2 separate regions of the Homo sapiens genome follow, and region 1 is linked to region 2. A link is a loop called in an ENCODE intact Hi-C map of the cell type or tissue named here. Cell type or tissue: Caco-2. All regions are shown on one strand. Links, peaks and the distances in the headings refer to the core of each region. The heading gives the core; the rest is flanking DNA.

Evidence for each region. Hi-C counts contacts between places; a loop is a spot of excess contacts. Peaks named below come from ENCODE experiments on the same cell type or tissue, not always from the same donor. Only the 100,000 strongest peaks of a DNase experiment are listed, where the experiment ranks them.
Region 1: a loop joins it to region 2, with 5 times the contacts of the local background. A loop is called at or near these places in 9 of 110 quality-filtered maps.

The regions. Positions count from the first base shown.
Region 1 is chr7:50,529,816-50,539,627 of GRCh38, reverse strand. DDC (dopa decarboxylase) reads left to right here. Exons shown (of 15, transcript NM_001082971.2): 4 at 1,649-1,768. It overlaps DDC-AS1 (DDC antisense RNA 1), which reads right to left and starts at 7,869. Exons shown (of 5, transcript NR_033845.1): 1 at 7,746-7,869; 2 at 461-514. RefSeq lists enhancers at 3,657-4,856, 7,220-8,419, 8,779-8,948, 8,797-8,966. In Caco-2, for the core only: no CTCF peak of the experiment used is centred there; DNase peaks (open chromatin) are centred at 4,061, 4,777, 5,647 and 8,097.
Region 2 is chr7:50,472,685-50,485,587 of GRCh38, reverse strand. It overlaps DDC (dopa decarboxylase), which reads left to right. Exons shown (of 15, transcript NM_001082971.2): 10 at 5,725-5,801; 11 at 8,945-8,964. Among named protein-coding and RNA genes, the nearest start is that of FIGNL1, 29 kb to the right of the region's middle. In Caco-2, for the core only: no CTCF peak of the experiment used is centred there; a DNase peak (open chromatin) is centred at 7,797.

The DNA.
Region 1 (9,812 bases), core at 1,414-9,413, 55 kb before region 2:
GCTCGAACCTGGGAATCTGCATTTCTCCAAGCAGCTCAGAGAATTTCTATATCCTCCAAAGCTTGAGAACCGCGACTGCCCCTGTCTCATTCCTTCTGTTCTCCACCAGGGCTGCTGCCTGGGGAGAGGCTCCAACCAGCCTATCAGATGTGTCCAGAGCCTTGGAGCAGGGGGGTCTCTGGAAAAGGGCCTAGCTCCTGCCTGCAAACCACCAGTCCCACCCTATCTGGAGGTAAAATGCCTAAAAAAGTCCCTACTCAGAAGAACGGTAGGCAGGGCTGGCTCTGCCCGTGACTCTGTGCTCCAGGCACAGATTACAGGAAAGATGCATTCCTCCCAAATGCAGAGAGCTTGGAGGTAGAGCTGCCTGCTGATGGCCAGTGTCCGAGGGCTGCTGCACCCTGGGGAGTTCCTCAAAAGCCAGGGGCTGTCCTTGGCCTTTGGGGTCCAGAGCACTCACCTTGTCTGTGGCTTGGAGCCAGGTGGACTTGTGGGCATCGGTCTATGTGGCATGCTGTGATGTGTAAAGGAGCTGTCAATTAGGAATTTGCAGCACTGAGCCACAGGGCCCAGCTGAGCCACCTCTGCTTCACCAGCCTGGCACTTGCTCTTCTCTGGGCTGGGGCACTGGAAGTTGCCGGGTGAGCAGGCATCATGGGCCCTACAGGCAGGGCTGAAGAGCCCACAGATGGGCTCTTCAGTGTCTGTGCTGCTCCTCTGCCAGGCACTGGGGCCTCCCTCTCTGCTGGGCAGGGCTGGCCTGGGCTGAGCATACCCTCTCCTAAAGAGCATTTTCTATCACTGGATATTGCAGCAGATTTCATTTAGCTCTGCTGGTCCAAATCCATTCTGTCCCACAGAGGTACTTGGCATCCATCTCTATCTGCTCATTCTGGGACAGTCTGATTGCCCTCAGGCCTTGAAGGGAGTGCCTCACTATCTCTCAGGCTGCGTTGCCTGATACCTCATCCCTAGCAGAGAGCATAGGCTCCTGGTAGAGCTGGGCTTGGCCAGGCTCAGGTAGAACCCAGCAGGATGGGGCTGACCAGAAGGGAGAATGCACTCTTCTCACTTAGATCTTACTGGTGACGCATCGGGATGTTGCTGTGCACATCTAGGCACGAGAACATCTTGGACCCCTTATGTTGGAGACTTTTATGAAGGTGGAGACTCAATCCACCTTTGGATGGGGCTCAAGACCAGCCTGTTCAGAGAGAGGGGAGAGTTCATAGAGAAAAGTCACTGGGAGTTTAAAAGACAAGATCAATGGCTTCTCGGGATGCCCAGAGGGTGACAGCTGCCCAGCGCCCACTTTCTCATTCCCTTCATTTGTGACTACGGAGGAAAGTCCACCAGTGGGCTTTCTGGACCCTTCTGTGAGTGAACAAATGAATATCCTAGCAAGCCCGCAGAGCCCATGCAGTGAGGCTCAGTGGAGTAAGGTTCATTATGGTGGCCCGTATGTTCCTTCCCAACCGCTCTCCTTGCATGATTCTAGGTCAAACAGCCTTCAGGCCTTTGAATCACATCTGAGATTGGGTGATTTTAATCTGGGCTTTAGTGGAAGGTTAAATCCCCTTGTTACTGCTGACCCCCAAATTCTGCAATGCCTGGCCCTCGGTTAATCCCTTCCCTTCCCCCACGACAGGCGGCAAGCCCAGCATGCACAGAGCTGGAGACTGTGATGATGGACTGGCTCGGGAAGATGCTGGAACTACCAAAGGCATTTTTGAATGAGAAAGCTGGAGAAGGGGGAGGAGTGATCCAGGTAAGGTGGGAGCTGTGAGGGCCACTTTTGGGATGCATGGGCTCTGCACAGGACTGTAGCCGCAGGTGGGGAAAGAGGCACTCATGCTTCTTGTTAGTTCCTCAAATTTCTCCTGGAGAATAAACAAAACCGAGCTCTTGGGAAAATGCTGGCTTTGGGATTGGCAGGATCTGGATTAGGATCCCAGTGCTGTCTTTCACTCGCTTCCCCAGGGCAGGGCACTCAGTTCCCCAGGCCCCTAGCTATGGTAGGTAGCACAGCCGCTATCTCACAGCAGGTGCGTGGAAGTAACAACTACAGCAACTATCGTTTGTGTGGGGTTCCCCATCGCCGGCCACTGTGCCTAAGCATTTTCCAGGCATTAACTCATTTAATTCTCACAACAACACTGTGCATTTTAGTACCCCTTTTTACAAGTGAAGAAACATTTTAATAGCCCTTTTTACAGGAGAGGAAACTAGGGTCCAGAACATTAGGTAGCTTGCCCCATGGCTTCCAGCTACAGACTCTGTGTGGCTCAGAGCCCGTGATATTCCTCGGAGGACAGCACAGGTGGCAGATGTGACCAGGCTTCAGAGGCTATAAATACTATTTGTCTTTGAACCAATCATTTACTTAAAGATGCTGCTGCTTCTATGCAGCAACTGAATTCATTTTCTTCATGTAACATGTATCTATTGAGAGTGACTGTGTGTCAGAGCTTACACCAGGGAACAAGATAGACAAAAGACAATCATGATGGAATTTCTATTCCACTGGGGTTGCAGGACAAATGGCACTGGGATGACTTGGACTTGATGCATTAAAAAAAAAAAAAAAAAACAACTTCCTAGCATGGAATATGAACTATATTGAACCCAGTACTCTCCCTTAATCATTTTTCTCATGTCAAGTAGATGATAGTCTCATTAGGAAAGCATTGTTAACTTTGGGAAAAAGGGGCTTCCTTTTCAGATATTGTCTTTCACAAGGCTCTGAGAATTGGTGAAGGCCCATTCAGTGGATGAGGACAGTGAGGCACACACTGGAGAACACCTTTGTGCAGAGCACATGGCCAGTGTGGCCACGCGAAACTAGCAAGCAAGTCTCTCCACTTCCAGTCCTGAGAATGAGCAACAAGACTGATAATTTTATGTATTTGTTTCTATTGATGTTGTGACAAATTTTGTGGCTCAAAATAAGACAAACTGATTATCTTACAGTTCTGTACATCAGAAGTCTGACCTGGGTCTTACTGGGCTAAAACCAAAGTTGACACCTTGGAGGCTCCAGGGGTGAATCTGCTTCCTTGCCTCTTCTGACTTCTAGAGGCTTCCAAAATTCCTTGGCTCACAGCCCCATTTCCATTTTCAAAGCCAGCTGTGTCCCATCTTTCTGACCTTTCTTTTGTAAACCCCAAATATCTGAGATGGGTCTCAGTCAACTTAGTTTATTTTGCCAAAGTTAAGGATGCGTGCCTGTGATACAGCCTCAAGAGATCCTGACTACATGTGCCCAAGGTGGTTGGGCACAGCTTGGTTGTATACATTTTAGGGGGACATGAGATGTAAGATGTACATTGGTTTGGTCTGGAAAGGTGGGACAATTCAAAGCAGGGAGGGGGCTTTCAGGTCATAGGTAGATAAGAGACAATTGGTTGCATTCTTTTGAGTTTCTGATTAGCCTTTCCAAAGGAGGCCATCAGATGTGCAGCTATCTCAGTGGGCAGAGGGGTGACTTTGAGTTCTGTCTGTCCTTCATCCAAAAGGAAATTCCTTATGAGGGAGGCATGTAGCTTTTTATCTTAGTAGCTATCTCTTTTAGGAATAGAATGGGAGGCAGGTTTGGCCTAAGCAGTTCCCAGCTTGACTTTTCCCTTTGGCTTAGTGATTTGGGGGTCCCAAGATTTATTTTCCTTTCACACTTTCCTGGTCGCATCTCCTTGTGACCACATATAAGATCGGAAAGTGGGTCTCCACTTTTAAGGACACATATGATTGGATTGGGTCCATCCAGGCAATCTGAGATAATCTCTCAAGTCAAGTTTCTTAACTTAATCACATCAGCAAAGTCACCTTTTCCCTGGAAGGGAAACAGTCACAGATTCTGGGGACCAAGACCTGAAATCTCTGGGAATGAGGGTGCATTAATGTGCCTACCACATCCAGTGTGCTTCAGAGTCATGGAGGGAACTTGCTTGTAATGCCTATTCCTAGACTCTGGGCCAAAAAATGTGAACGCTAATTCATCCGGATGACACCCAGATTCCTGAATAGGCCACATGCCGGGACTGATGACTGCCTTCTCCATGACCCACAGGCCCTGTGGCCAGGCTCAGAGTCATCCCTCCACGTGCTCCTCCTTCGCATTCTTTGGTTATCTCTTTTTCCATCAGACATAAGTGATATTAAATGGGGAGCTGAGGAAAATGAAATGTCAGGCATAGTGGCTCACGCCTGTAATCCCAGCACTTTGTGAGGCCAAGGCAGGCAGATCACCTGAGGTCAGGAGTCTGAGACCAGCCTGGCCAACATGGTGAAACCCTGTCTCTACTAAAAATACAAAAATTATCCAGGTGTGGTGGCGGGCACCTATAATCCCAGCTACTTGGGAGGAGAATTGCTTGAACCTGGGAGGCAGAGGTTGCCGTGAGCCAAGACCTTGCCATTGCACTCCAGCCTGGTTGACGAGAGGGAAACTCCATCAAGAAAAAAAAAAAAGAAAGAAAAGAAAACGTCAGCTATGTTGTAAGCAAAGCTTCAATACGTTGCTGTGAACCATACCATTCTACGTAGCAGCAACAATGACTCAGCAATGATTCAGCAAATGAATCATGCTTCAGTCCCAGCACAATTTTCTTCTGGTCAGTGAGTATGCAGCTGGAGAAGCCTCCTTGGCCAAGATCACAGCAAGGATAGGCTGTCACAGGTGCCCTTCCAGCGAGGGGAGGGAGCTACTGCACACTGTCCGCAGCCAGTGCTCTGTCAGCTGCACTTTGCCTTGGTGAGGGCCAGATGGCTTTCTGGCCTCTGGAACATCAGTCCTGATTCTCCAGGGGACAGAGGGCAGCAGCACTCAGCGACCCAGTGGGACAGCTGCGTGCCTGCAGAGGGCGTGGTTTTGATTCCAGGCAAGGGCATGCATGGTCTAACCCTTTACAAGAGGCCTCGATGTTGGTGGCCGACTTACTTTTTCTTTTAGTTTTATACACGGGACAAGGTCTACTTTTCCATTTCTTTTCCATTTGTTCCTCTCATTTTTTTTTTTTATTTTGTCTTGTTTTTAGACGAAGTCTCATTCTTGTCGCCCAGGCTGGAGTGCAGTGGCACGATCTCAGCTCACTGCAACCACTGCCTCCCGGTTCAAGCCATTCTCCTGCCTCAGCTTCCCAAGAAGCTGGGATTACAAGGCACCCATCACCATGCCTGGATAATTTTTGTATTTGTAGTAGAGACAGGGTTTTGCCATTTTGCCCAGGCTGGTCTCAAACTCCTGACCTCAGGTGATCCACCCACCTCGGCCTCCCAAAGTGCTAGGATTACAGGTGTGAGCTGTAGGAGATCGGTCAGAGTGGTGGGAGAAACTATAGGGAAAAGGAGCAGGCCTTCTGAAAGGTCAGAAGGCTCTGCAAAGCTCCATGGCAGAATAGCTGAAGGCAGCTGTTCTATAACCCTGAGGCAGAGGATAAGGAGTAGGTACAAGGGAGTGTAGGGGAATTTATCTTGGTCAAGCTTGTTTGTTAGAAGTTGTCCAGGAACTGACCTCGGAACATCCTTGCACGTGACATTCCCTGAAAGGGGAACAATAAATGTTAATTATCTACAGGTTGTGTTTGCTCCAGGTTTTCAGCATTGTGCTTGCACTCAATAAAAGCAAGCTGCTCCAGCTTCTCAGGGCTGCTCTCTGGCCACTAGAGCCAGGCAGTCACTTAGCTGCTCTTACACTGCATACCTGTGTCTGAGCACTCATTTCCTCCATCGGCCAGGGTCTGCAGGACAGATCCAGCAGTGAGCCACTGCACCCAGACTGTTCCCCTCATTTTGACCCTCCCTAGCATTTGGTGAGCCCTGCTGATTCAAGACTCAGCTCTGTGCAGTGTGGAGATTTTTCTTCTACTGTATGTTAGTTATTGTGGGCCACGTCACTCTTTTTCAGGGACTTCAATTTTCCACAGATTGGGTACCTCTTCCATGATTTCTCTCTTCCTTTCGATATTTCCCTTTTTTGTTATCTTCTATATTTTAGGAAGCTTTTCATGGTTTTCTCCACATGATTATGTGATTATGGACCTGGTGTGGTGGCTCACGCCTGTAATCCCAACACTTTGGGAGGCCAAGGCGGGTGGATCATTTGAGGTAGGAGTTTAAGACCAGCCTGGCCAACATGGTGAAATCCCATCTCTACTAAAAATACAAAACTTAGCTGGACATGGTGGCATGTGCCTGTAATCCCAGCTACTCAGGAGGTTGAGGCAGGAGAATCATTTGAACCCAGGAGGTGGATGTTGAGGTGAGCTGAGATCATGCCACTGCACTCCAGTCGGGGTGACAGAGTGAGACCCTGTCTCAAAAAAAAAAAAAAAAGTCCCCTTTCCACCTAGATACTGGACATTCATGGTAAAAATGAAAAGACACAGGAGCTTTCTTGTCATATTCCCTGTGTTATTTCAGTATCTACATGTGAATATATGTATACAGACAAAATTGAAATGATACTACGCATATGGATTTTCTGCATGGTGCTTTCCTTATCATTTTATTGTGAGCATTTCCCACTATTTAAATATTGTTTGAAAAAAGTATTACTCCATGATTTTCTATGATGCATCACAATCTATATAAATATATAAATAATACCTAAGATATTTGTGTTGCATCAAATTTTCCATTCTTATAAAAAAAATTTTGGAGGACACCCTTTAGGATGAAGTGCAACAATCTTCCAAGATGATCACCTTCCTCCTAGGACTCTCCTGGCTGTATTCATGTTTAACATTCATGCTCCCCACTAAATCCAAATGGAACAAAACAAAAATTGAAGCATTTCTAGGTCATTGCATCTTATAACAAAAACAATTTCATATTCAATTTTTTCAGCAGATGATTCCTCTAATTATATACTCCTCAAAAAAATCTTATCAATCCCTCATAATATAAGCTGTGTCTATTATAATAAGAGCTACTTTTCATTGAATAGCAATTATGAGCTTGGCTATGTTTTAGCCTATGTCTTGTGCTTTGTGTTATTGTCTTCATCCTCAAAGTATTTATGAAGATTGATTGGATTATGGACAATCTTTTTCATGGATGAGGATATTGAGTCCCAGAAAGTTAGTAGAACATGCATAGCAGCAAAAGTGAATTAAAGCCAAGGCTAGTAGGAAAGACAACCAGAGTTATGACTGTTACACCAGCTCATCCCTGACCATAGGCTTGGGTTGGTGTCCAGAGATGTGCATGCTACTATGGGCTGCATTTTCGTTTCATTAAAGACAACCTCATTTTTGAGAGACCATACAAGTCTTTAGCATTTGGGTAGGAATATTCCTGGCATCTCTCAGCCCCCGCTTTAACACAATCTTCCTGTGAGCCCAATCCACTCAGTTTTTTTCTGGATGAAAGGAAGAAATGGGATCTGTGTTTGCCACCGGAAGCTCACCCTTCTCAGCAGACAAGGCTGATTGTCTGTAATTGGTGAGGCCCCAAAGAGCACAGGAGCCTGGTGACAGCCTGTGAGCCAGCCTGCATTATTGATCCCCTCAGAGCTGTAATCACAGCTGTGGGCGTCAGCGCAGTGATGCGTGTCTGAGTCAAATGGCAAACTGTTGTTGTGAGGCTGGACAAATGTGGTCTGGGAAAATGGTCTCTTAATTGGGTTTTAAAGTTCTTGTGGAAGAAAAGACAATTTTTTGCTTCGAAAAAAACTGAAGATGAAAGGACATTTCTGCTCACGGCATCAGCAGCCAGAAGCGTCAGACCTTACCAGCATCCCCTCCTACCTCCTGAGCAGGCTTGCCATGGCAACCTTTGTCTGCTGCTATCGCACAGAGCCATCGTTCCTGCTCTGTACCACATGTCACCCTCCCCGTGCTTCTCTCCGCGAAGATCTGCTGCCAGCAAAGTGCAGAGAGCTCCACCTGACATCATGCTTGAGGCCACCAGGCCACCCTGGTGGCATCGGGGTGGTGTGGTTCTAGATGTGCTACTGACGATTTGCTCCTTCAGGCTTTTAAAACATCATTTTGTTGACTTAAGAAGGTGAATTTTCTCTTAGGACATGAACTAAGCTCCCCCATCCCCCCCCAGAGAAAAGCCATAATGAGTTGTCATGGTGATTCAGGTGATTCATGGTGACTCATTTCATTAGAATGTTCAGAGAATGAACACCTGCGTTCCAACGCTTCAAGCAGAGGGTAGAATTTAGCCGGGGAAGCTGCAGTCACGCCTGCTTGTCAAGCATCAGAACAGGGAATTGTGCCTTCCACCAGGCTTTTCATGTTACATTTCCAATGAGAATGGGTGGGACATGACAAACAAAATGTGTGTGGGGGCAGATAGGGGGACAGGAGGAAATCAGGGACAGGAATGATGGGGTACATAGGAGAAGTGTAAGTAAGGTACAATGCCTGCTCTCAGGGAGCCTGGGTTTCCTGGGATGGCTGATTTAGCTTTGCCAGCCAAAATTGGTTTCTCCCCTTCTCTCTCCTCTGGCCAAGGTTTGTAAACCTGGCCTAAAACAATGTCTAAAATCATTGCTCATGAAAATATAGCCTGAAGGAAATAAAGTACCCATTTTAGATGCTGAATTAAGAGACGCATATATCTGTATATTTGAACCCATCCATTAGTGCTACAGAAACATGAATAAATGTATTTATCTTTCAATATTACTGTCCCACCAAAGGATGTGGGTTGGCTCAAAAGAATAAGTAAAAGTAGTGTCAAGGCAAAGTCAAAATGAGAAATCAGGGTCAATGAAGAGAGCATCAAATGTTAAGAAGAGAGGTTAGCATTTCTACTTAATTATTTTATTATATATTTCTCTGTAAAAACCTATCATGTTATAAACTTTTTCAGAGTCAACAAGAACCTACCTTCTTTTATTTGCCCTTTCTAATGTCCTTTCATACTGGTCGGTAGATGGGTTTCTTCTACGACTTACTTAAGAGGGAAGGTGCTCGCTGCCCCTACCTTTCTAGGCCCATGGCACCCTAAAAAGCGCAGGCGTGGGCTCACTCCTAACCGTGCCCTACCTAGCTGCTGATTTGGGGCAAGTTAGTGAACCTCTCTGCACATCTGTTTCCCCACCTGAAGATGATAAAACACAAAAATGGGATTATTTTTACAACTTAAATGGGATAACATAGCAGGCCCTGAATCCATTAGTTTGCCAGGGGTTCCCTAACAAAATACCACTGACTGGGTGGATCGAAGAAGAATTTCTTTTCTCACAGTCCCGAAGGCTGCAAGTCCAAAATCAAAGTGTCCACAGGGTTGGTTCTCCTGGGGCCTCTCTCCTGGGCTTGCAGATGGCCACCTTCTCCCTGTGTCCTCACATGGTCTTCCCTCTGTGCACCCACATGTCTGGGGGCCACATTTCCCCTTCTTTTTATTTATTTATTTTTTTGAGACTGGGTCTCACTCTGTCGCCCAGGCTGGAGTGCAGTGTTGTAATTGCGGCTCACTGCAACCTCCGCCTCCCAGGCTCAAGTCATCCTCCCACCTCAGCCTCTCGAGTAGCTGGGACTACCAGGCACGCCACCATGCCTGGCTAATTTTTGTATTTTTATAGATACAGGGTTTCGGTATGTTGCCCAGGCTGGTCTCGAACTCCGGGGCTCAAGTGATCGACCCTCCTCTGCCTCCCAAAGTGCTGGGATTATAGGCAAATTTCATATTATCAGAAACATGTCAGATTGGATTAGAGCCCAGCCATGTGACCCCATTTTCTTTTAATTACCTCTCTAAAAAGCCTATCTCCAAATATGGTCACATCTGAGGTCCTGGGGGTTAGGGCTTCAACACATGAATTTTTGGGGACACAATTCAGCCCGTGTCATTAGGAA
Region 2 (12,903 bases), core at 2,854-10,853:
AAGTGGTGAATTTTTAAAGTGTCTTTTAAAATTTCACTAATTCAGTAAACAACATATAAATGGATTTTTTATTGCTTTCACTGGTTTCTTTGTATTCTTTAAAATTAGAAGTGTTTCTCTTTTGTTTAATGAAATTTTACTAATGGTTAGTCCATAATTTAACATAAACACTTTGGTTGTACTCTTTAAATACTGAAATAGACAAAATAATTGAAGTTTCTGAAACTGGCAATCATTATAAGCACAGTAAATACATTTTATAATGAAATAATTATTCTGTTCATAAGCTTCTTATTGTTCATTTGATATTCTGAATCTTTTATCTGTAAATGTGAGCCATTCTGTCCAGAGCTTATTGCCTCTTTAATATCAGATCTCCAAAGAAAGACTCAAATTCCATACACACGAAAGGCATATATTATCCACATTTAAAAGATGGCCTGTTTTTTTTTCCCAAAATGTTAAATTTTGCCACAAATTATTTTATAGTGTTTGTACACTTCTGTTGCATTGGGAGGTTTTTAAAAATTCTATTTCTCTGAAACAGTTTTAATCATTCTAGTAATCGTTGAGACTTGATTCTAGAACTTGTTTTAAAAGTCTTAGTGGATAGTTTTCTATTTATCTATTTGGATTCTTTGCACTTAGATCTGGGAACCCTTTATTATCTTGAATTTTTTATGGATGTTATTGGGACCAGGAGGTCATGTGAGTGCTCATTCAGTGAGCACTATGTAGTGTTGTAGATTTTTTAAAAAAGAAAACGTAAGGAGCCAGGCTTTCAACCCAACACAAGGGTCCTTTTCCTGATCCCCTAGGAATGTGTCTGGTTACAGAGAGAGGCTTTCCTCACCAAAAGTCTCATGCAGGTGAGGTCACCATGTGAGGTGACTTTGGTGCCACAAAAGCATGTTTCTCTGTGTGTGTGTGTGCCCATGTATGTCCTCAAGTACACATACACATCTGTTTCCATAAAATTCTTTCTCTTTATAATATCCATTAAATCTTAACAAGAAATGCAAATTTAGTACCTAAATATTGAAGAGGCGACTACCACAGGCCCATTAGAAACATGGGCCAATGAATAAAGTATAATGGGAAGCTGCAAATACTGAGAATTGAACAAAAAGAAACATGCAACCAAACTTGCCACACACAGCTAAAGCAGCACCTACAAAACAGACATCAATTGAAAAGAGGAAAGCCAGAAAATCATAAGCTAAGTATCAAAATTAAGCTAGAAAGCAGCAACAAAATAAACCTCCAAAAAGTAAAAGGAAGAAAGCAATAAGAATTAAGAAATGTAACAAAATACACAAAAAAGACCCAACAGAGAGGATCGACAAAGCCAGATGTTGGTAGTTGGCCTGCCTAATTACATAAACGATCTCTGGAAAGATAGGTCAAAAATAAAGAAAACACAGATTAACTTGTAGTAGAAAATACAATGGCACAATTACAGATACTTCAGAGATTTCCGAAAATAGTAAGGGAGCATTATGAGTAACATCATGCCAAGAATTGCCCATAAACACATATATTCAATAACTACAACAAAACATGATACCAAAACTGACTCAAGAGTAAATAGAAAACCTGAAAAATCTTATTGTTAATACAACATGTCAATAGTAAAATTTTCTTACAGCAGAAATACCCAAATTATTATTCTTTTTTTTTTTTTGAGATGGAATCTTGCTCTGTCGCCCAGGCTGGAGTGCAGTAGCGCGATCTTGGCTCACTGCAAGCTCCACCTCCCAGGTTCACACCATTCTCCTGCCTCAGCCTCCCCAGCAGCTGGGACTACAGGTGCCCGCCGCCATGCCCAGCTAATTTTTTTTGTATTTTTAGTAGAGACGGGGTTTCACTGTGCTAGCCAGGATGGTCTCGATCTCCTGACCTCGTGATCCTCCCGCCTCGGCCTCCCAAAGTGCTGGGATTACAGGTGTGAGCCACTGCACATGGCCAGAAATACCCAAATTCTTAAATAATGAGTATCCTAAACTGCAGGAAACTTATCAGTCCAATCCTAAGTATAATTCACAGAGAGCAGCAAAAGAGGCCACACTGCCTCTTATATCTTGAAGCCAGTCTAAATTTGATTCTAAAACCAGATGAGAAGCTGAGACAGAAAAGCTATAAACAATCTCACAAACTTAAATGTAAAAATTCTATGTCAAACATTAGCAAATAAAATCCAATGAGATTTTAAAAAATATAGTATACCATGTCCAAACTGTGTTTAATCTGGATATGGCAGGATGGTTTAATAGTAGAAGATTTTTAAAGTGCTAGTCACCATGTTAACAGAGAAGGAGAAAAAAAGTTATCATATTAGATGCAGAAAAAGCATTAGATAAAAGTCAACAACATTTCAGGACAAAATGTCTTAGTAAAATCGGAACAGCAGAGAACTTCTTAATCTGATAAAAGGTAACTACCAAAAAACATAGTGAACCTTTACTTAATGGTGAAATATTAGAAGCACTCCCTTTAAAATCAGAAAAAAATGAGGATTCCCATAATCTGCACTTCTATTCAACACTGGACTTTCCTAACCTCCATAATAATTTAAAAAAAAAAAGATAAAGAAGTAAACATGTAAGGATCAGTATGGAAGACATAAAACTCTCATTGTCAGATGATGTAACCTCAATAAAAAGAGAATCCTCAAAGTATTATTAATAAAAGAACCCAGCAAGATGTCTAGATACACTAACATTTTTAAGGTTGCATTTTTTTACATCTACATTAAACAGTATGTGTAATTTTTACAAAGGTAACACTCTTTATAATAGCAAGAAAAGATATGTTTACTATGAACAAACATATCCAAACCTGTTCAGATTTATATGGAGAAAATTCTATAATTTTTTGGAAGTCATTAAAGAAGTCCTAAGTAGGATGATATGTTCATAAAGAAGACTCGATATTAGACCTCAGCACAATTCTAATAAATATCCTGGCATAATATTTATATGGGCCAAGAATAGCCAAGATAATTGTGAAAAAAAATATAGTGAGGAAGTTGCCTCCTTAAATATCAACGTGTGTGTGTAAAGTAACCACGACTGAACTCATGTAGCACCAGCGCGGGCACAGATGGGTAGAGCACATTAGAAGAGAGAGCCAGAAACAGACTCCACATATTCCAATTAGGGCTTCTAATGTTTACAGAATTGTTGCAATCCAATATGACAAGATAAGCAATCTAACAGAAAAATGAACAAAAAATTCTTTATCAAGGAGGAAACAGATATGCTTAATAAATACAAAGTTACTCACCCTCCTTAGTAATCAGAAATGTAAATTGAAATCCCAGTAAAACACTATAGGTTGTTTACAATAGTCTCTTCATACTAAACGTTGACCAGGATATGGAAGAGGAGCTCGCAGACTGCAGAACTGTTGTGGAGACTGATTTGGAGCTATTGAATACGGCCGTAGATAGATGCTTTCCTCCAACCTTAACATAGCTCACCTTGTGCTATTCCATTGGCAGATGCATGGCCGACGGGCGCTGCCACTAGGGGCTCCAGGAGTATGCACAGGGATGGTCCCATGTCCACATCAGTGTAGTTTGTCTATCAATAAATGGGAAATGATAGAATGAATGGATTGGGATATGTGCATGCACTAAAATCCCAGGAGGTCATACAAATGAGTGAGCAAGAGCCCTGCGCATGAATGAATGTGAAACTCATAGGTCTATTTTGGGGTAAGAAAGCAAATTATAGAAACATGCATGGAATTATAAAATTTAAGATAATACATCTTAAGTTTATGGTACAGTATGTTTAGCAGTGTGCAAAATAATATAGATTGCTTAGGGATTTGGAGAGAAAATTTTGTAGAACTATGTAAGAGTAGGAACACAAATTCAGCCTTGTGGCCTCTTGTGTGGGACAGGGAGAGGAAGTAGGTGAGGGACAGGAATATTTAACTTTTATTAATACTTATAATTTAAGTTTTATTTCATAAGCAGGGGGTGGTGATTTATTCTTTACATCTTTTGTATGGCTTTAATTAGTGCAAAATTTTTTAAATTAAAAAACAGCTGGAAGGCCCCTGCTGAGAATGAGAAGGGAAAGTGTGATCTTTGTGGACAAAGGGCAGAGTTCTACTGATAGCCATAAATATTCACATCCCTCTTGGTCCCCTCTTTTTAAGTCTAGGCACAGAGCTTTCTCTAATGCAGAGAGACCCAAAGGACCTCCCCCCACAACCAGTGGCTCCCCATAAAATGCCTATGATGCAAGAAAATTCCTATACACACAAAAAATTAGGTGCAATTTTCTTCCACAAGTCAAAGAAAGAATATACACTAGACAGCTTATTATTCCTACTGACTTTGTCTGTCTTTAACCTTAAAACAAAAATAAAGGCTCAATGACCATTTATAGATAAATCCAGCCTCTCTCTCACCTCCTTGGTAAGCCACATCTCAGCATCCTATTTTGTGCTCACTGGGTTCTGTCTTTCAGGGACTCTCACGTTTTATTTGTTTTCAAGCCTAAGCTACTGTCAGATTAACATTTCTTCTCTAGTTTGCCCTTAGGATACTTTATTTGCTACAAAATTGCTTTGTGATGGTGTCACCACACTGCCAATGAAGCAGAGCAATGGCAATTACCGTAAAGCACAGGCCCTTCAAAGGCCAGCCCAGTGAGAGTTTGCGTCCGAGTTCTGCAGAATGACTACCAGTGTGAGTGCTCTGTGTGCAGACAGGTGAAAGAGGACCCCTGTCTGCAGCCCAGGGCATCCTGGCCTTCTCACTCATTAGCCCTTGGGATTTTCACCCCACACACACTTACTGATGCCAGCAGGGCCAGTCACTGTGCTGTCCCTGGAAAGAGAGAGAGGAGCAAATGCTAACCTCTGTGGTTTTCCCTCTTGACACCAATTCTCCAACTCTGCAGACACCAGCTGGGTGTCCTAAACTCACTCCTATTCTGACTGTAACTACCTAGAGGTAGCGTCAGACTCCACAGGGTTAAGGGCTCAGTCCCATCAGCCGGCCCCCACTTCAAATGCCAGTTACAGTGTTGGGTCTCCAGGTTACCCACAGTTCTGTCCACCGTGGCTACAAACTCAGGGGGGTTCCCATAACCCTTGCCCCAGGTTCAGTAACTTACTAGAACAACTCACAGAATTCAAAAAAGCATTTTACTTAGGTTTACAGGTTATAAAGAGTACAAACAAAGAAATGCAATGGCAAAGTACAAGTGGGGTGGTAGGTCACGTGGCTTCCATGCCCTCTCTGTGTATGCCACCATCCCAGCATCATGAAGCATTTACCAACCCAGAGCTCTCCAATCCTGCCACTTAGGAGTTTTTAACGGAGTTTCATTCAGTAGGGATGATTGCTTAAATCACTGGCCAACTCATCTCCAGCCCCCTACCCTCCCTGGAGATTGGAAGCCATCGAGGAGACCCCAGCTGCCAGCTATCTTATTAACATGCAAAATGAACCCTTATCACTAGGAGATCTCAAGGGTTTTAGGAGCTGTGTGCCAGGAACTGGTAACAAAGACCAAATATTTATTTTTTATTCTAAGACGCCCTCCCCAGGTACTTGGAGCAGAGACAGGGCCGTGCAGGCAGAGTGGTGTTCAGGGCAGGGCTGGGAGCAGGTGCCTGAGCTGAGGCAGGTGGGGAGAGGGGAGAGGTGGTCCAGTCTAGGGTACTTGGTTATCAGCCCTTTCATTTGTTCTCTAAAACCAGGGTGAAAAAGAGAACAGACTTAACGGGAGCCTTTAGACTGGACCCCACTTACCTGAAGCACAGCCATCAGGATTCAGGTAAGCTGTGAGCCTGCTTTCTGTGGACTGTTTCTGGTCTTGTTCCCCTCAGAGCTGCCCTGGAGGTCCCTGGGAGTTAGGGGAAGACCATCCATATCCAAGGAGGCTTTCACAGAGAAGACGGGGTGCTGTGCATTCCTGGATTTGCCCTTGTAGCCCACTCCCTGTGGGTTGGTTAAGAGGCTTGGGGAGGCTCCCTGGGGGAGGCTCCTGCTCTAGAAGCACTGAGAACCTGCTGGGCTCATTGCAGGAGCAGGGGCAGGTGGGCACAGCCATGGGATTTTAATATGGGCATGCATACCACCTGCAGATAAGGAAACGTCTTTAACATAATGACAGCCATAATGTCTACAAAAAGGCTTTGCATCACCTTCCACCAATACCATGAGGGGGCAAAGTAAATGAAGAAGGTTGAGTAGGGTTGGTGAGGGAAGAGAAAATAAGATGAAGCCAAGGCTCAGATCAGCACACAAAGGTGCACCTAAGTCATTTGGTCAGTAGGCCTGCTCTCTGTGCCTGGCGCTGGTGACAGCCAAGGAGGCTCAGCACCCACCTGCAACGTCTAGCAGGGAGGGGATGAGTGGGCAGTTATCGAGTGGCATCAGGGGACACAGGCTGCTCTGGGGCCACAGCACGGAATGCACAATTCTTGGCTTTTGCACTTCACCTATGTCGTCTCATTTGACTTGGGCCAGTGTATCTGGCTAATTAATGGTAGGCGTTGAACTAGAACCAAAATAAATAGAATTTTTTTGATAACTGAAAATTCTGTCACAACGCTGGTGAGGAGGTAAAGTGGTTACACTAGTCATGTAGGCTTTGAAGATGTATTCCTTATTATTAAAGATGTACATTTGGAAAATAGAGTCAACGCTGGGCCAGAAAATTCCTGTAATCCCACCACTCAAATGCAAATATTGCTAATATATTGCTGTATTTCTTACCAGTCTTGTTCAATGCATTGTTCGCTTTAACTCTGCACCACTTACCAATTACCAATATACAAGCTGCCCTTCCCACATGTACCTCATGAAGTTTTACATCTTATGAGGCACATAAGACCTATTAAGTAGTCCACAGTTCAAGTAAAACCATTGTCAGAGGAAACTACTGGCTAAGAGGTTTGTCATTTCTTTATGTTAACAGTAAAGAATTGTGCAAGGAAGCTTCTAACTGGGCCAGTTCTTTACTCGTCCATAAGGAAGCAGATTCACGGAGAAGCAGATAGGAACTTGCACTAATTAGACACCGTATCTGAATTCTTCTACTGAAAGCCTCCAGTTTTTCTTTCCTGTAGAAGTTTCTGCAATGAGGGAAATTTATAATTCTGCACCACCCAATATGGCAGCCACCAGTCCGCATGTGGCTACTGAGTGCTTGAAACGTGGCTCATCTGTTGAAGAACTAAAGTTTAATTTCCTTTAGTTTTAATTAACTTAAATTTAAACGTCAACAGCCACATGTGGCTACTAGCTACCGTATCAGATGGTGCGGTAATAGAAACTAAAAAGGTGGGCCATTCCCTCATTTTCATTCATGACAATCATCTGGTTCTTTGACAATTTTTTTTTTTTGAGACAGGGTTTGGCTCTGTCACCCAAGCTGGAATGCAGTGGTGCAACCTTGGCTCTCTGCAGCCTCCACCTCCCAGGCTCAAGTGATCCTCCCACTTCAGCCTTCCAAGTAGCTGGGACCACAGACGTACAGCACAAGGCCCAGATAATTTTTTGTATTTTTTTTTTTTTTTGGTAGAGACGGGGTTTCACCATGTTGCCAAAGCTAGTCTTGAACTCCTGAGCTCAAGCGATTTGCCTGCCTTGGCCTCTCAAAGTGCTGGGATTACAGGTGTGAGCCACCACGCCTGGCGTCGACAATTTCTTACTGAGTGCTTTCTGCATGCACTCTGTTGAGTGTTGTTGTTTCATTTGCAGTGGTTTCTGTGAATCATTGCCAGATGCTGCTATTGATGTTATGTTTGTTTAACAAGCTCCCTTACTAATGAGAGGCCATGTGTCGTAAAGGAGAGTACTGTGTATGGGTTGAGATAGGCTGTATGACTTTGGGCTTCCATCTCAGGGTCACTCATAAAACAGGGGGTGGAGGTCTTGCATCTCCTCCCAGCACTGCCATTTTTTATGCTAGTGGAGAAAATAACTATTAGGGAATGATACCAAGTGGTGACTTCAGATGTTCTTGTAAATACAATGTAGGCACTCCTGTGCAGTGGATGAAGTGCAGGGTGGGGCGTGGGTTGTATTAGGTGGACAGCTTGTCCCAGCTGAGCATGGTCAGGGCCTGCTATGGCCCTGCCACAGCCCCTGTTGACTGCGGAAGTAGGGGACACTGATGTGCCTGGTCCAGCCCACATTCGTGGATCTACTCCCAGAGCACAAGACTCCCTTTTCCACCGATCTGTGCAGCAGGACTGCAGCATGTTGTCATAATCCTCACCTGATGTCTTGTGCAGGATCACTTGTATTAATAGAAACTCCCGTCTCTGAGCCTGCATTCAGGGTTCCTTCTCCTTTATTGTCCTGGGGTTTGCTGCTTTAGGCATGAGGGGAGGCTCAAAAGCAAATCATCCATTTTTCATAACCAATGTGGAGCCAATGATTCCTGGATGTTAAAACTGACTCAGCAGATATTCACTGAGTGTCTGCTCTGTCCCAGATACTGAACTAAGATCTGCTAAGATCCACGGATACAGAGATGAATAATCCCACCAAGAGTTTCATTCTCCTTTTTAAAATATTCTAATCACTCCGTATATCACAAATTCACCTTCCCATGCATGAATGAATGAATGATGAACGATTTACGTGATCTGAATGCTAACTCTCTACTGGGCACTAGATGAAACCTCAGATGTTCATGCTATGTAACTGCAGAAAGCAAAACTAATGGGGGTCTATTGAGAGTGTAACATTTCCAATTTGTGTTTTGGGCATCCTGTTCTCGGGACACACCCTTAGAATATGTTACCCTGGGAAGTGCCGCAAAGAACACCCAGACCCAGCCTTTGGGCAGTTTTATTTCTGGCTTAGAAGACACAAGAAATTTACCTGGAAAATGAAAAGGATTAGCGTGTGATCAACAAACCTGTCTAACGATTTCTTTTTTCTTTTTCTTTCTCTTTTCTCCAGGGCTTATCACTGACTACCGGGTAAGTGGGAGATTCCACTGTAATCTCAAATGCTAGTGGAGTGCTGGGGGGCTACGCCACAGCTGTCACACATCTCCTCCCCCACTCTCATGATCAGCACGCACTGGTGGGCACCTTCTAACTGGGTCCTAACTGACAAATTAGGGGGGTCCTGCCAGGTGGCGGGCAGCTCTGCTGAACCCCTCAGTCAGAGGTCTCAGGTTAGGAGGGGGAAACCTGGACCCTGGACTTTGCTCCTGGGGAGGAGAAAGGAGCTTCTGCCCCTCATTCCTCTGGAAGGAAAAGGCCCTTCTGCCCTGGGCTGCTGTGTGCCTGGGGCTGCACTGGTGGTGGCAGTGGGAGAGTGAGGGAGGAGTCAGGGAACAGAAAAAGCTCCCAGGTGGGGCCAGTCATCTCAGCAGCCTAGTCTCAAATGCATTGGTCCTCTCTCGTTTTTATTTGAAACAAGTGTTGAATGAGGCATACTTTGAAAATGCCAGGTTGTTCTAGTGTTAGTCTGGAAAGGAATTTGGGACCAAAGGCAGTACTGCGAAGCTTATCAAAAGAATAGAACCCAAGGGGGAGGGTGAAACTCAGGGGGAACAGAGGTGTGGCCACTGAGCTGGCTGTCTTCTGCCATCAAGAGATGACCTGTGGCCAGGTGCTGTGGCTCACTCCTGTAATCCCAGCACTTTGAGAGGCTGAGGTGGGTGGATCATCTGAGGTCAGGTCTTCGAGACCAGCCTGGCCAACATGGTGAAACCCCATCTGTGCTAAAAATACAAAAATTAGCTGGGTGTGGTGGCAGGCACCTGTAATCCCAGCTACCCCGGAGGCTGAGGCAGGAGAATCATTGGAACCTGGGAGGCAGAGGTTGCAGTGAGCCGAGATCATGCCACTGCACTCCAGCCTGGGTGACAGAGTGAAACTCTGTCTCAAAAAAAAAAAAAATGACCTGTGTCCACGTGTGGTGGGCACCAGACATCATCAAAGCAGAGGCTGCCATTTCCCGACAGAGGTGTGTGTCTAAGTGCGTTTGGAGCAAACATTGTCAGCAGCCGGTGTGATAATGACCCAGCAGGGGCTTCCCCTCAAAGGCATGGGTAGCTTGCCTTCTTCCTGTGACAGCTGTGAGCCAGGAGGCAGGGGGGCAGCAGTAAACCTTCCCAAGCCATCAAGGCTGGTCCTAGGACAGTTTTGGCAAAGTTTGCCTGGGACCACCCAGCTCTACACCCAGGGAGAAAGGCCAGGGTGTGTGCACATAAGGGCACACTGGGAAGATCCATGGATGATGCCATTTAAAACTTTCATATAATCCCATTGTCAATCTGACTTATCTTTTGGAAAGTTATTATTGAAGGGAAAATATGACAATAATATTAAAAATAACCTGAGGACCAGCTCACCCTGACCTTTCATCCTCGCGCCTCTGTGGCCTGTGTTTCTGTCTCCTCCTCTGGTTCGTGGCCTTTCTCAGACTTCATGTTGCATGAGGGCCACGTGCTGTACAAACGACATTGCAGCTGGTTCTCATGGCACTGAAACTAAAATTGCAATACCTTCTCCACTCCTCCACAGCCTTAGTAAGTACAGAAAATCTACACAGAATCCCATGTTATATGGTATAATTATTTCCCTGTTATTTAACTACTTCCCTGGGAAAGTCCCTTGCTTTCCTAAATGACTATGCAGTGGGCATCTGGCACATCCAGCTTTCTGCTGAGGATGAGCTGCTTCCTGCAGCATGAGACTGAAAATGGGGTAACAGGCACGAACACTTCATGCCTTTTATTTTATTATTTTTTAATTTTGCTCTTTCCCAGCTTAGATATCATTAGAAAAAAAGGCACAACACCATCTCTGGTTCACATAAAATAACATAGGCTTTGCTAAAAACTCCGTATTGACTAACAAGTCCTCTGGGAACCAAAGTCCTTTTAGATAAACTTGGCACTGTCTTTCAAAGGCCTGGGGCACAATCCCCAGCAATGCTGGCTTATGTTACATTGCCCAAGACAAAAACCAGCCCAGCTCTGCCCGCATCTAGCAGCTCAGGGAACATGATCTCCTCAGACAGTTTCTACCGTTCACCAAGAATCACAGATCTGTACTGGCACCCGCCTGCAGGACCACGAAGGTGGCAGGGCTTGCCTGAGGCTTCCCCAGCCTGTTCTTCTGCTCCATCCAGGGCCTTCCAGTCCTCAGGGCTCACTCCTTCTTCCCAACCCTAGGTTCTTCATCCTACTCCCTCCACCACCAGTCCCTGACCCTCATGGGGTCTTTCTGTCCCCTTCTGTCTTTAGTGCTGAGCCTCACTCTCCTCAGCACCTCAGGCCCTTTCCGCACTGCTAATCCAGAAGACTTGAGCCCACCATTCACCCTGCCTTGATAGGCCAAGCATTCTTTGAAAAGCGTTTGTCCTTCTGTTACTTCAACTAGTTATCTCTACTAGTTATCTCTACTAGCTTAATGAAAGGCATTGGCCTCGGTTAAGGAAAGGTCAAGCATCAGCAACCTGTGCTCCAGCCCTACTTTCAAAGCATCCTTTGATCAGCCCCTGTACTCCCCACCCTGTTGGTCCTGCTGTGAGACCTGGGTCTCTTTCACCCCATCTCAAGGCAGCCCCTTGACTGGCACTCCCTTTCCAACCAGGAGCTATGAGCTGCTCCTGCAGCTACTCAGAGGTGAGTGAGGCCCAAAGCCACCTCCAAGACTCCCAGGCCACTGAGGGAGACAGAGGCGCAGACCACGCAGGCCCTGATGCCTGTTCTGAAACACACCTGAGACACCTCGATCCTCCAGCCTGCCCTTTGTGGCCCAAGAGGACATGCCCCAAGTCCTTAGCTAGTCCTCTGCCTGCCAGCTCTCCTCTTGCCGCTTGTGGCAGGCAATGATGCTGAGATCCCTGGCACTATGGCTGGCAGTGCATGAGTCAGGAGCCATGTGGGGACAGTCCTTGTTTGGCTGCCTGTTGCTTCTAAAGGAACCCAGGCAGATGGGAAGCACCACAGCAGCCCAGTCCCACTGGCATCCATCCACCAGGCTTGGGAGGCTCTCTGGGGTGATTGGCCTTCTGTGCTGCTGTGTTCCTAGAGAGGGCTGGAGATGGCACATCATGTGTTCACAGCCAATGTTTCATGGCTGATGAGGGGACAAACGCATGAACCTTATGAAAGATGGAATGCAGAAGGTGAAAGCTGTTCTGGAGCAGAGGGGCTTCTAAATGCGAAGCACAGGCATTAGGCCTCAGCATACCAGCCCCAGGAAGCAGGAGTGGCCATGTGGGGACAGCCCCGGGCAGCCACCGGGAAAGCACACACAAGTTGGCCGGGTGTGAGTATGGGAGCAGCCTCAGGGCCCTGGTGTGCAGAGCCCCCAGGGCACCTCTCAGCCCAGCTTTGCTCTTTCTATCCCTTGGGTGCAGGCACAAGTGTCACTGCCTCTTACTGAACCCTCTCCATCTGCCACAACCCAGGGATGTCCCTGGCCGTATTTCCCGGCATCTTCTCTTTGCTGCTATTTTAGCTACAATGCAGTGACCTCTTTCCCTCTCTGTGCTCACATGCACCTCTCAGGCTCCTCTATGATTCCCACCTTGAATGTGAATTCCAGGCAAATGTCCCCAGAGCATTTGCTTTGCTGGGCTCAGCAGGGAATGGGAAGGAATATCATAGACATTCTCATTTTGTTCAAAGAGGCTGGAAACCCAAACCTAAGGCGGTCTGGGGAGAAGATCCATCAGTCTGGGGAGAAGATCCCTGGATGGTGGGCTGCCTACTGGGCCAGTGAGAAAGTGTGGGGTGAAAAGGATGAGCAGACCCTGGTAGTTCTATCCCCCGTCAGTAGATGAGGGCACGAGGACAGAGTGTTAGTCCCAGGAGGAGGCTGTTCAGGACGCGAGGTATGGCAAGAGAGCTCTGTGTTCTTTCTGATGGTGAACGGCACACTGAAGATGTAAGA